Linked DNA regions of Mus musculus: region 1 is linked to region 2. Evidence: chromatin loops called from intact Hi-C (ENCODE). Cell type or tissue: left cerebral cortex. All regions are shown on one strand. Links, peaks and the distances in the headings refer to the core of each region. The heading gives the core; the rest is flanking DNA.

Region 1 (5,373 bases), core at 324-5,323, 71 kb after region 2:
AGGCGGACTCCTGAATTCAGCCTGGCATGCAGAGAGGCCAGGCATAACTTTGGTACTGTTAGATGTTGAACTTGTCCTGGGCACCCAGTCCAGTCAAGCAGCTCAGCCACCTGATTGGGAACCTGCCAGATTGGATCGCCACCTGGTGGCCATAGTCAGAACTGCAGCCCAGGCTTCTGGGTTGTGGCTGGTTTGGGATTGAGGGCTGCCATTCTAGACAGCTTTAGAAAATGGACACACTGAGGGACATCTCAGGACGTCTTGTGACCAGCAGTCATGACCAAGTTGGGATGATTCCTGATAAATGAATTTGAAGCCACAATCCCAAACTGTGAATTTGGGAACTGGGCGTAGCAGGTACCATTCAAATCCTCTTTCAGGCCGGGACGGTTATGCCAGGAGCCCTGGAGTAGGGCACTGTGGAGCTTGAAGTCCTAGCTTCTTCAAGCTTTGTCGTGTGGGCAATGGGTTGAAACTCCCTTCCCTCGTGCTATCTCCTCTCTTCCCTATGGAGCGAAATGAAGACCGGCAAGGAAGCAACTCAGAATCTGGACTCCCACCCCCTCACTTCCTATTGCCTGATTTTAAAAATCACATTTTAGCTAACATAATGGTACCCAGTTACTCCAGGGACTGAGGCAGGAGAATTACTTGAGCTTAAGAGTTCGAGGCCAGCCTTACCCAGGTGATAAAGTATGGATATATCTATACCCTGCATGGATAAACACATAGACAAACAGACAAGTAAACAAGTCAAACTTGGTCCATGAAGCAGATCTGTGATTCTGGCACCTGGGGGGCTGAGGCGAGGACTAGAGAGATGGCTGAGTAGTTGAGTGTTGTGCTGCTCCTGCAGAGGACCTAAGTTCAGCTCCTAAGTGGCTAAGAGGCTTACAACCACCTGTAACTCCAGCTCTAGGGCATCCTGTACGCTTTGTGCACTGGCCTCCCCAGGCACCTGACACCTGCCCTGCGGGTGAAATCACACTTCGGAGGCCACAGGCTAAGTAGCACATTATTATTCTCTTCTTGCTGTTGTAGATGACACCTCTGATGAGTGGATGGCACTGATGAGTTAATAGGCTGCGGGGGACTTGGAGACCACGTCTGTCTATCTCAGACTGATTGAAACCACAGGCTCTCATGTGGGCTTGGCCAAGAGCATGATGGGGGACACCTTTGCCATCAAAGGGCATAGTCTGGCATGGTAACAAATGATGCAAGAGGATCAGGATTGCAAGACAGGACACAGAGTGAGCTTGAGGCCAGCTTGGGCTACATGAGGCACTGTTAAAATAATGAATGAGTAAATAATACAAAAAAAACGACAGAAAATCCTGCACTAAGAGCACATTAATATTGCCCATTTCTGAACATTATCCTAAGACTGATTACACACCTAATTGTATTTCCCTGTGGTCCTGACCTTCCTTGCTTTTGAAAAGATGAAGCTATTGACTTCAAAGTGGAACCCAGGGTATTATGCATATCAGGCAAGTAATCTTCCATGAAACCACACCTTAGGGCCTCACCAGATGCTGGGGGATTCTAGGCAGAGGCTCTACCACTGAGCCACGCCCCCAGTCCCTCACTGGGGGATTCTAGGCAGGGGCTCTACACTTGAGCCATGCCCCCAGCCCCTCACTGGGGGATTCTAGGCAGGGGCTCTACCCCTGAGCCACGCCGCCGGCCCCTCACTGGAGGATTCTAGGCAGAGGATCCATCTCAGAGGTATAGTTCCAAGCTTTTCGGTTTCCATCTGAACGAGTTTGGCTGCCACTCACTGTCACAAGAATAAAGTGAAAGAGCTCAGGCTCCCAGACCCAGGCTGAGGAAAGAAGGTTGAGAATTTTGGGGGAACAGGAGGTGGTGGTGATGGATCTTTGGAGGAGCTTCCTGGCTTCACTCCTGCCATCTAGCCCTACTCCATCTTTTTTCTGAGGCCTGTACACATCTGGAATCAGTCTCTTAGCCATCCTTAAAGATGAAGATGCTGTGCGAAGTCCCGTGGAGTCCCTCGCGCTCTCTTATTCTTTGCTGTCCCTGGCCAGCCAAGATTAACCAGCAGCTTTTTTTTTCTTTTTTCTTTTCTTACCTCATTACCCTTGACCATGACCACCATAGGGGGAGGGTATGTGCAGGGACCACTTCAAGACCAGGCAGGAAGCATCTGTGCTCACCTGGCCGATCATCTGACTGCTTTCTCGTTCTTATTCCCCATAACCACGTTTCCCTATCTCAAGTTTAGGAGGTCCATCATCAGATGAGCCAAACTGGGTTCCTATTTCAGGGCTGTGTGACTCTTGGCGAGTCATCTACCCTCTCTGAGCCAATTTCCCCATCTGGAAAAAATGCTCACAGTAAGAGCATCTAGGACTGGGATGTAGTCTAGTTGTTGCTATCTTGCTACCCCAAACCCAGGCTTAGTGGTGCATGCCTGAAACACCAGCACACTGGAGGTAGACGTAGTAGGATCAAAAGTTCAGTCATCCTCCACTATATAGGAAGTTTCTGAGCAGCCTGGGTTACATGATAATACCCTGGCTAGCTGGGCTAGAGCTTTAAACAGAATAGAACATCACTAGTGAGACAGAAACATTAGCTTGTATGGGTTTTGTAACAGGTGTAAACTGCCCTCCTCCCATCTCAAAGGTGGATGGGTTAGGACACGCTACTCCACCTCCCCCTGCACGCTTGTGCCCTGAGAAGTGCCATCCATCGCTGGTGGGTTTTTAGCTGTGGTCCTGGAGCACCACCTGGTGGTGGATTCTAGTCTAGTCTGGCAGGGACTTAGGGATGCAGGTCACCTCTTGTCCCCAGGACCTTCATTCCTTCCTCAAGTCGTTTTAGGCCCATGTCACACACCTGGAAAGTACTGTTTCTCTGCCTGAGTGACCCAGGGGCCCCTGGCACATTTTTAACCACTGTGCATGGATGGGTAGATCCAAGTCCATTCCCTACAACTTGGTTTCAGTCTAGAAATTATTCACTCCGCCAGCAACAGTAGGGGGTGATAGTGAGTCAGACCTGGAGTCCCAGGCTGAGTGGCACCTTCCCAACTTTTGCTTTGCAGAGTCTCCTTAAACCAGGCTGGCTGTGTAGCTGGGGATGACCTTTCACTCCCGATTTTCCTGCTTCTGCCTCTTCAAGTGCCTGTGTTCCCCACACTCCCACCCTAATCCCCATTCTAAACTTACTCTTTCACCTGGTGTGTGGTGAAGTCCACCTATGTTCTGCTCCCAGGGTTGAATGTGGGAAAGGCAGAGGACAGGTGGGAGCCTGCAGATGGAGTTCCTACCGGTCTTGGCACTGGACTTTGTTGTCCTCTCAGGCCCTTACTGGTTAATCCTGGGTAAGTGCTTTATGGCTGAGCCACATCCCCAGCTCTTCATATTGTCTGGGACTCCTTTGCTGGGCATATGATGATTTTCAGGGAAGATCAATTAAGGATTGAAGACCCTGGCAGCAGGTGGCCTATCCAGATATAAAACAGCAAGCTTTTTTCAGAGGAAAACATTGTCTACCTCCATTTAAATAAAACAAAACAAAAAAAAGTGTGTGGAGGTAGGGGTGGAGGACAACTGTGTGTGTGTGTGTAGGAGAGGAAATGGGGAAGTGTTGGCTCTCCTCCCCACCAGGGAGCAAACCCAGGCTCTTAGTCTTGGTGCAAGCAAGTACTTTTGCCCACTGAGCTGACTCACTAGCCCACACTGTTGAGGCCCTGTTCTCAGGCTCTCTGGCATGCACAGATGGCCACTGTTGGACTACACAGCCCCTACTGTGTGACATATGTCCTGTTCTGTGCCTTGAGAGGACGCTGACACAGCATGCACTGTTTCTATATCAGTAAATCATGGGAAACTCATGGTCTGAACAAACATACAGAGAAACTTCATAGCCCAACTAAAAAAAGATGTATGTTATTACTGGGGGTGGGGCATGTCTACCACAGCCTGTGTGAGGATCAGAGGGCAACTTTATGGAGTCAGTTCTCCAGTTTTTGTCAGGGATCCAACTTGGACTTTGAGAGTAGAGATTTCTAAACTCGTGACCTAGCTGGAGGACGCAGGGCACTAAGGGGTGGGCCTTGAACGTTCCTAGCTGGCCCTGCTTGAGATCTCTCTCTTTGCTTTCTGGCCTCTATCCTGTGAGAAGCTGACCACGAAAGCTCCTGCAGTCTTGACCCAGTACAACCACGGTCTTTCCTGAATGATGGCGCAGTCTTCTCACCTGTGACTAGCAGCCATCCCTGGAGCTGCTTCTGTCAGATGTCCTGCACAGTGTGGAGAAAAGAACCTGCTATAGACAGGGGCAGTCCTACAGGTTGCTAGGGGTTTGCACAGAGCACCGGGGACTATGGAATTTTCTGAGAGGTTGAGTATAATCCACCTTCCAGCTTGGAAATAAACACCAGCCACACCTGCTGGCCACATTCTCAGTTATAGGATTCTGAAATTCCTCAAGCACTACTGAACTGAAGGCTCAGGGCCTCTCAACCAACAGTAGCAACGGAGGACTCCCAGGCCAGGGAAACAGCAACTTCTCGGGCAGACTAGCTCTCTGGGCAGCCCAAGCCTTGTTTGCCCCATGAGCATACAGCAGAGCAGAACAGTTGCTGAGCGCTGTCCCTGCTGAGGACAGCTTGGGAGCCCAGAGCACTGAGCATGGACTTTGCGGTGCTGTTGGGAGATGAGGGTTCAGAAGGCTCCGCATGCTCCACCCACTATGCCGTTTCCTTGCAAAGCTCAGCTAGAACAGAGGCTTCTGAGGGGTCTGAGGTCAGCCTGCAGCCTGCACAGGTCTCAGGGGTCCGACGATACTTCTGTGGTGACTCTTGTCCTGTGATGTCCACATCACTGAGGGGCACCCAGAACCAAACTGTACCCACCCTGGAGGGGCTTGTACGTGGTGGACACACGTCGAGGTGGGTTTGAGATGAGGTTTGACTTACAATAATGACTTTATTTTATTTTAACATAGTTAATTACAGAACATAAAATAGCTGGGGGGTGGGCCCCAGCCTTGCCCCACCCTGAGGCTACCAGGAGGAGGCCTCCCTGATGACCCTCTTTTGGGGTCTTCCTATGGCAGGGTCCTATTGCTTTACCAGGGGAGGAGCCATGCAGGTGAAGGGGCAAGACCTCCTCTTGGCCCCACCCCTACCCAGGCTGGCCTTCCTCCAAATGCCCAGGCTGTGCCCTACCTCCAGTCTCCTTTCTCTGACCAGGAGCCTGTCGTCTGCTGCCCCACGCTGCCCCCACCCCCTCTGCAACCTAAAGGGGAATAAATACAAACTTTACAAAGTAAAAGGGGGTCCAACGTTGCCCTGGGGCGGGGCAGCAGGCCGAGGGCGGGGCCATTCAGCTGGGCAAG
Region 2 (5,373 bases), core at 93-5,092:
CACTGACACTCTGTCTATTCCTTTGAGACAGGTCCTTTTTGAAACCCCGGGGCACATGTTTTGTTTGTTTGTTTTGTTTTGTTTTGTTTTGTTCTTACATCTGCAAATCTTGCTATTTTGTTTTATTGTTTGGTTTTTGACTCTCACCCAGCTCAGACTGGCCTCGAACTCACTGTGAAGTCAAGGATTGGCTTGAATGCTTGATCCTGTCTCCACCTCCCAAGTGCTGAGGTCACTATATCTATTGCTAGGATGGACTCCAAGGAGTGAACCCTAAGCAAGCATTCTACCAACCAAGGTGTGCCGGCAGGCCCCATCTTTCCTTTTAATTACAGCCTCCTTAGAGGATATGGTGCAATAGCCCATTGTTTGGATTTTATTTCCCTAATAACTAATAGTATTGGCCCCACTTTGTGTGTGTCTTGGACTTGTCTGCACAACTCTGAGAAGGTTGACTCAAATCTCTTGATCTTTTAATTTTTTTAATTATTTATTTTTACTTTATATGCTTTGGTATTTGGCCTGCACATTTGTCTGTGTGAGGGTATCAGATCCTCTGGAAGTGGAGTTACAGACAGTTGTGAGCTGCCATGTGGATGCTGGGAATCGAACCCACGTCCTCTGGAAGAGCAGCCAGTGCTTCCAACCACTGAGCCAGCCCTCGATTATTTTATTGTTACTATTTGGATTTTTGAGACAGGGTTTCTCTGTGTAGCCCTGCTGTCCCCAATGTATAGACCAGGCTGGCCTCAAACTCAGAGTGCTGGGATTAAAGATATACACCACCACTACTTGGCCTTTTACCCATTTTAAAATCAGGCTGTCTTCTTATTATTGAGTTGTAGTTTTCAAATATTCTGGGCATGGTGGTGCCCACTTTTAGTCCTGGCACTCAGGATGCAAAGCCAGGTGGATCTTTGAGTTAGAGGCCAGCCCAGATTACCCAGTGATACCTTGTCTCGGAAAACAAAACAAAAGCAAGTTTTAAGGAGGCTGAAGAGATGGCTCAGTGCTTACGTGTAGATACTGCTTGTTTTTTGTAGGACCCAAGTTCTGTTCCCAGCACCCACATTGGAGAGTTTACAAGTACCTGTAACTCCAGCTTTAAAATAGCCTTCCTGGAACTCACTCTGTAGACCAGGCTGGCCTCAAACTCAGAGATCCCCCTGCCTCTGCCTCCCGAATGCTGGGATTAAAGGCGTTCGCCACCACTGGCAGATTTAATAAGTTAGAGTTTCTATTGCTGCAATAAAACACTGTGACCACTAGCCTGCTTTCTTACGGAATGCAGGATCACCAGCCTGGCATGGCACTGCTACAGTGAGCTGGGCCTCACTGTAGTGTGGGTATGCAGCACATGTCCATTTCTGCTTCCCACAGAAATAAATTAAAAAACAAATAAGTACAGTATTAAAATTTTGTTTTAAATCTGTGTGTACATTACTGTGTGTATGTTCCATGTGTGCTCTGATGCCAAGGGAGGCCCAGAGAGGACATTGGATGCCCTCGAGCTGGAGTTACAGGTGGATAAGATGCCTGGTGTCGGTTCTGGGAATGGAACTTGGGTCCTCTGGAAAAACAGCAGATGCTTTTAACTGCCACACGGTTCTTTTTGCTTGTTTTTGACATAGGGTCTCACTGTGTATCTCTGGCTGGCCTGGAACTCACAGAGATCCTCCTGCCTCTACCTTCCAAGTGTTTCACAATATGTTCTTGCTGGAACACTGCAATTAGAGATATGCAAATTAAAAATGCAAATTACTCATCCTGCAGGGTGTGTCCCCCTATTCTTTCCCTTTTTTCCCATTTTTTCCCTTCCTTTCCCCGGGACCTGGGTTTATATATAAAAATCATCATACCTTTCATTCTTGGCTGTGTGATTTCAGGCAGGAGACTTAATCTCTCTGCTAGGACTGCAGTGGAGAACCATGGAGAACCTGCAGGGCCCAGACAGGCAAGGCTGGAAATAGACATCCAAGAGCCCTGCACTTCATTCATGTGCCACTAGAGGGCTCTCTGGTGAAGATTCTTACCATCTCTCCTAACTAATTTCTACCATGGTTGATAGAACCCTGACCCCAAACTGGGTCAAAGGCACAGACCTTGGGTTCTATTCTGTTTGTGGGAAAATAGAACCAACGATCCCCTTCTGGTTTGGTGAAAGAAAACTTAAAAAGCAGGTCTTCCTTTTAACAGCATCAGACATAATGGCTATCACCATGGCAACAGATGAAGGCAGACAGCCAGTTAAACCATCAGCTTATTCAGGGTGGCAATTAGTTTCAGGTTATAGTAACATTTTGTGCTAGAACTTCACAAGACTCCTTTCAACTGTATTTTCAAGAATTTTTATTCATTTATTTTATTTTCTTTTTTCAGATGATGGGATTGATTCCAGCATGCACTACACCACTAAGCCACATCTCTCATACCTTTGCTTTCATTTTTAAGTTTTTTTTTTTTGAGACAGAGTTTCTCTGTGTAGCCTTGGCTGTCCTGGAACTCACTCTGTAGATCAAGCTAGCCTCAAACTTAGAGATCTGTCTGCCTCTGCTTTCTGAGTGCTGGGATTAAAGGCGTGCGCCACCACCCAGCTTACTTTTATTTTTTCAATAAGTGTTTTTCCATATCTATTTATCTATCGATCTATTATCTATCTTTCTGTATCGATGTGTACCATGACAAATATCTAGAAGTCAGAGAATGACTTACTGAAGTCAGTTCTTTCCTTCCGTTATGGGTTTGAGGTTCTAAACTTATGCCATCAGGTTTGCCCAGCAAGCTCCGTCACTCACTGAGCAATAGAGGAGGCTCCCGTCCCTTTTTTGGAGACAGGGTCTTTCTACATAGCCCTGACTGTCCTGGAACTCTCACTGTGTAGAGCAGGCTGACCTCAAACTCACAGAGATCCACCTACCTCTGCCTCCTGCGTGCGGGGACCCACCATGCTCAATTTCATTTTTAGTTTTTAGGTTGCATCCTCAAAAGCGGGCCAGGACGATGTCGAAATCACTACATATGTAGGCCGGGCGTTTCTATCCTCCTGCCTCAACATCTTGAATGACTGAGATGACAGGCTCTGGGCCATAGAACCCAATCACATACTTCTCTCTCAATTACTGCTTACCTCAGTTGACCACCAGGTGGCGCTATGGTAACGTTTATGATCATCTTCCTGCCTCCCAAGCGTTAGAAGGTCGTTCTGGGGCCTAAGCCTCTTTGAATGCAATTTGGAACGACAGCATCCAAAACTTGGATACAGGAAACAGGGTGGGTTGTCAGGAATAGGATCAGATTACAAGAAAACTTGGTTTGTGTCACCCATTTTCTGACCACTTCGTGAGACGCTACTGGGAAGAGTCACCGGGAGACTCAGGTGACTGGTGTCCAGCACACAGTAAGACTTGCAGGGATAGTGTGAGGAAGTGGAGGTTCACACTGAAGTACCTGCAGTGCCAGCTGTCCCCTGGAGGGAACCACAGATACCTCGATGCCCTAATAAACTAGGAGATAAAGCTGGGCATGGCACCTCCTACCTGTGCTGCCAATCCTCAGAGGGCAGAGACAGGAGAATTTCTGTAATTCTGAGGCCAACCTGGGCTACATAGTGAGTTCTAATACAGCCTGAGCTACAGAGTGAGACCCTGTGAAAAAACTAAAATGAAACCAACAAGTGAAAATAAAGAAAGGAAAAAGTAAAATTGTTAAATTTTTACTTGTTTTTGTGTTACTGGGGATGAAATCCAGGAGCTAATGTGTGCTGGGCAGGGGCTCATCCAGCCTCCTCACGGGGGGTGGGGGGATTCTAGGCAAGGGCTTTACTGCTGAGTTTATTTATGTAAATATGAGGGTGAAGATGTCAGGAAAGTGGCAAAGTGCCAAGGCTGACTGACTACCCAAGTTCAGCCCCTAGAATCCATGACAGGAGAGAACCAACTCCTGAAAATAATTGTCCTGTGTCCTGCACACACACACACACACACACACACACACACACACACACGCACGCGCGCACACACGTACACACGCACACACACATATAGAGAGGGGAGTCACCTTTGTAACACATAATATGCTCATGGCTCTTGATTACTGACCACCAGACGGCGCTCTGCATTTGGGAGCCATCACCAGGATTTAAATCTACGCCACATTGCTAATTTATATAAGACAACAACCTCTATTTTCTTAAAATATAAATCTTGAAGAGCATTGTGCTCTCGTCCTCCCAATCTCACTGAAGGAGAGACAAAACCGTTTTCCTGATTTCATAGAGAAACCCTCAGGTATTTATTCTCTACAAAATAGAGGTGAGGGTTAACCCCTTGTCACCATAGCAACAGATAATAGAGACCCAACCAATCAGCATTCAGCCTTCGGGGGTGGGGTGTTCTTTTTGTTCAGAGCTGACAACAATTTCTAAGAGAATCTCAGATTCTTTTGTTCCAATAATTCTGTCAAGGACAAACTTACATAAACAGTGTCCTGGCCAATTTCGGTATGCAAAATGGTACACCCTTCCCCAAACACCTGCAGGGGAAAGCTCACCTCACTCTCATTTTATGTATTTATTTGTTCATTTTCTTGTTTAATTTTTTAAAAAAATATTTATTTATTTATTTATTTATTTATTCATTTATTTATTATATGTAAGTACACTGTAGCTGTCTTCAGACACTCCAGAAAAGAGAGTCAGATCTCGTTACGGATGGTTGTGAGCCACCATGTGGTTGCTGGGATCTGAACTCAGGACCTTCGGAAGAGCAGTTGGTGCTCTCAACCACTGAGCCATCTCACCAGCCCCCTTTCTTGTTTAATTATTTACCTTTCGAGACAGGGCCTCAGGTAACCCCAGCTGGCCTCAAACTCCCCATCCTTCTGCCTCCAAACTCCCGATCCTACTACTTCCACTTCCGGAGTCCTGAAATGACAGGCGTGAACCTTTACAACTGGCTTTATGAGTTGCTAGGGCTCAAACCCAGGTTCTCTTGCATGCTAGGCAAGCATCATACCCACAAAGCTACACTCTAGCCCTTGGTTTTGTGTTCACGGCTGAACTGTTCAATGGTGTTAATCTAAGGCTTTGCCTACTTTCACTGCACCCAGAGAGTTCTCTATTGGTATGTTAACTAACGGTGGCCTCTCCAGCACCTGAAGTGTGACTCCAGATGCTCCATAGCTTCAGTGACTCCTCTAGATATGTCCAGGGCATGGCACTTTCCCTCTGCAGGTAGACTCCATGGTTTCTGAATCTCAGATAAATCAGTCAACCCCTGTAGCCTCCCCTACCCCAGCCTGAAACCTGCTTGCTCAGGGGTGGAGCTTCCTGCTCAATTGTTCTGCCACGCCCACTGCTGGAACCTGCCACTTTGC

What was found. Hi-C counts contacts between places; a loop is a spot of excess contacts. Peaks named below come from ENCODE experiments on the same cell type or tissue, not always from the same donor. Only the 100,000 strongest peaks of a DNase experiment are listed, where the experiment ranks them.
Region 1: it touches region 2 in a loop (9-fold over the local background); 28 of 42 quality-filtered maps call a loop at or near these places.

What each region holds. Positions count from the first base shown.
Region 1 is chr7:16,999,711-17,005,083 of GRCm38, forward strand. Ppp5c (protein phosphatase 5, catalytic subunit) reads right to left here. Exons shown (of 13, transcript NM_011155.2): 13 at 4,930-5,373. Among named protein-coding and RNA genes, the nearest start is that of Ccdc8, 8.5 kb to the left of the region's middle. In left cerebral cortex, for the core only: a CTCF peak has its summit at 2,816; DNase peaks (open chromatin) are centred at 2,782, 2,994 and 3,798; H3K27ac peaks cover 1,390 bases.
Region 2 is chr7:16,929,024-16,934,396 of GRCm38, forward strand. It overlaps Gm32630 (a long non-coding RNA gene), which reads right to left and starts at 3,126. Exons shown (of 3, transcript XR_391181.3): 1 at 2,918-3,126; 2 at 1,860-1,937; 3 at 1,313-1,724. In left cerebral cortex, for the core only: CTCF peaks have their summits at 2,004 (motif pointing right), 3,143 (motif pointing right) and 4,128 (motif pointing right); DNase peaks (open chromatin) are centred at 2,018, 3,155 and 4,196; H3K27ac peaks cover 1,840 bases.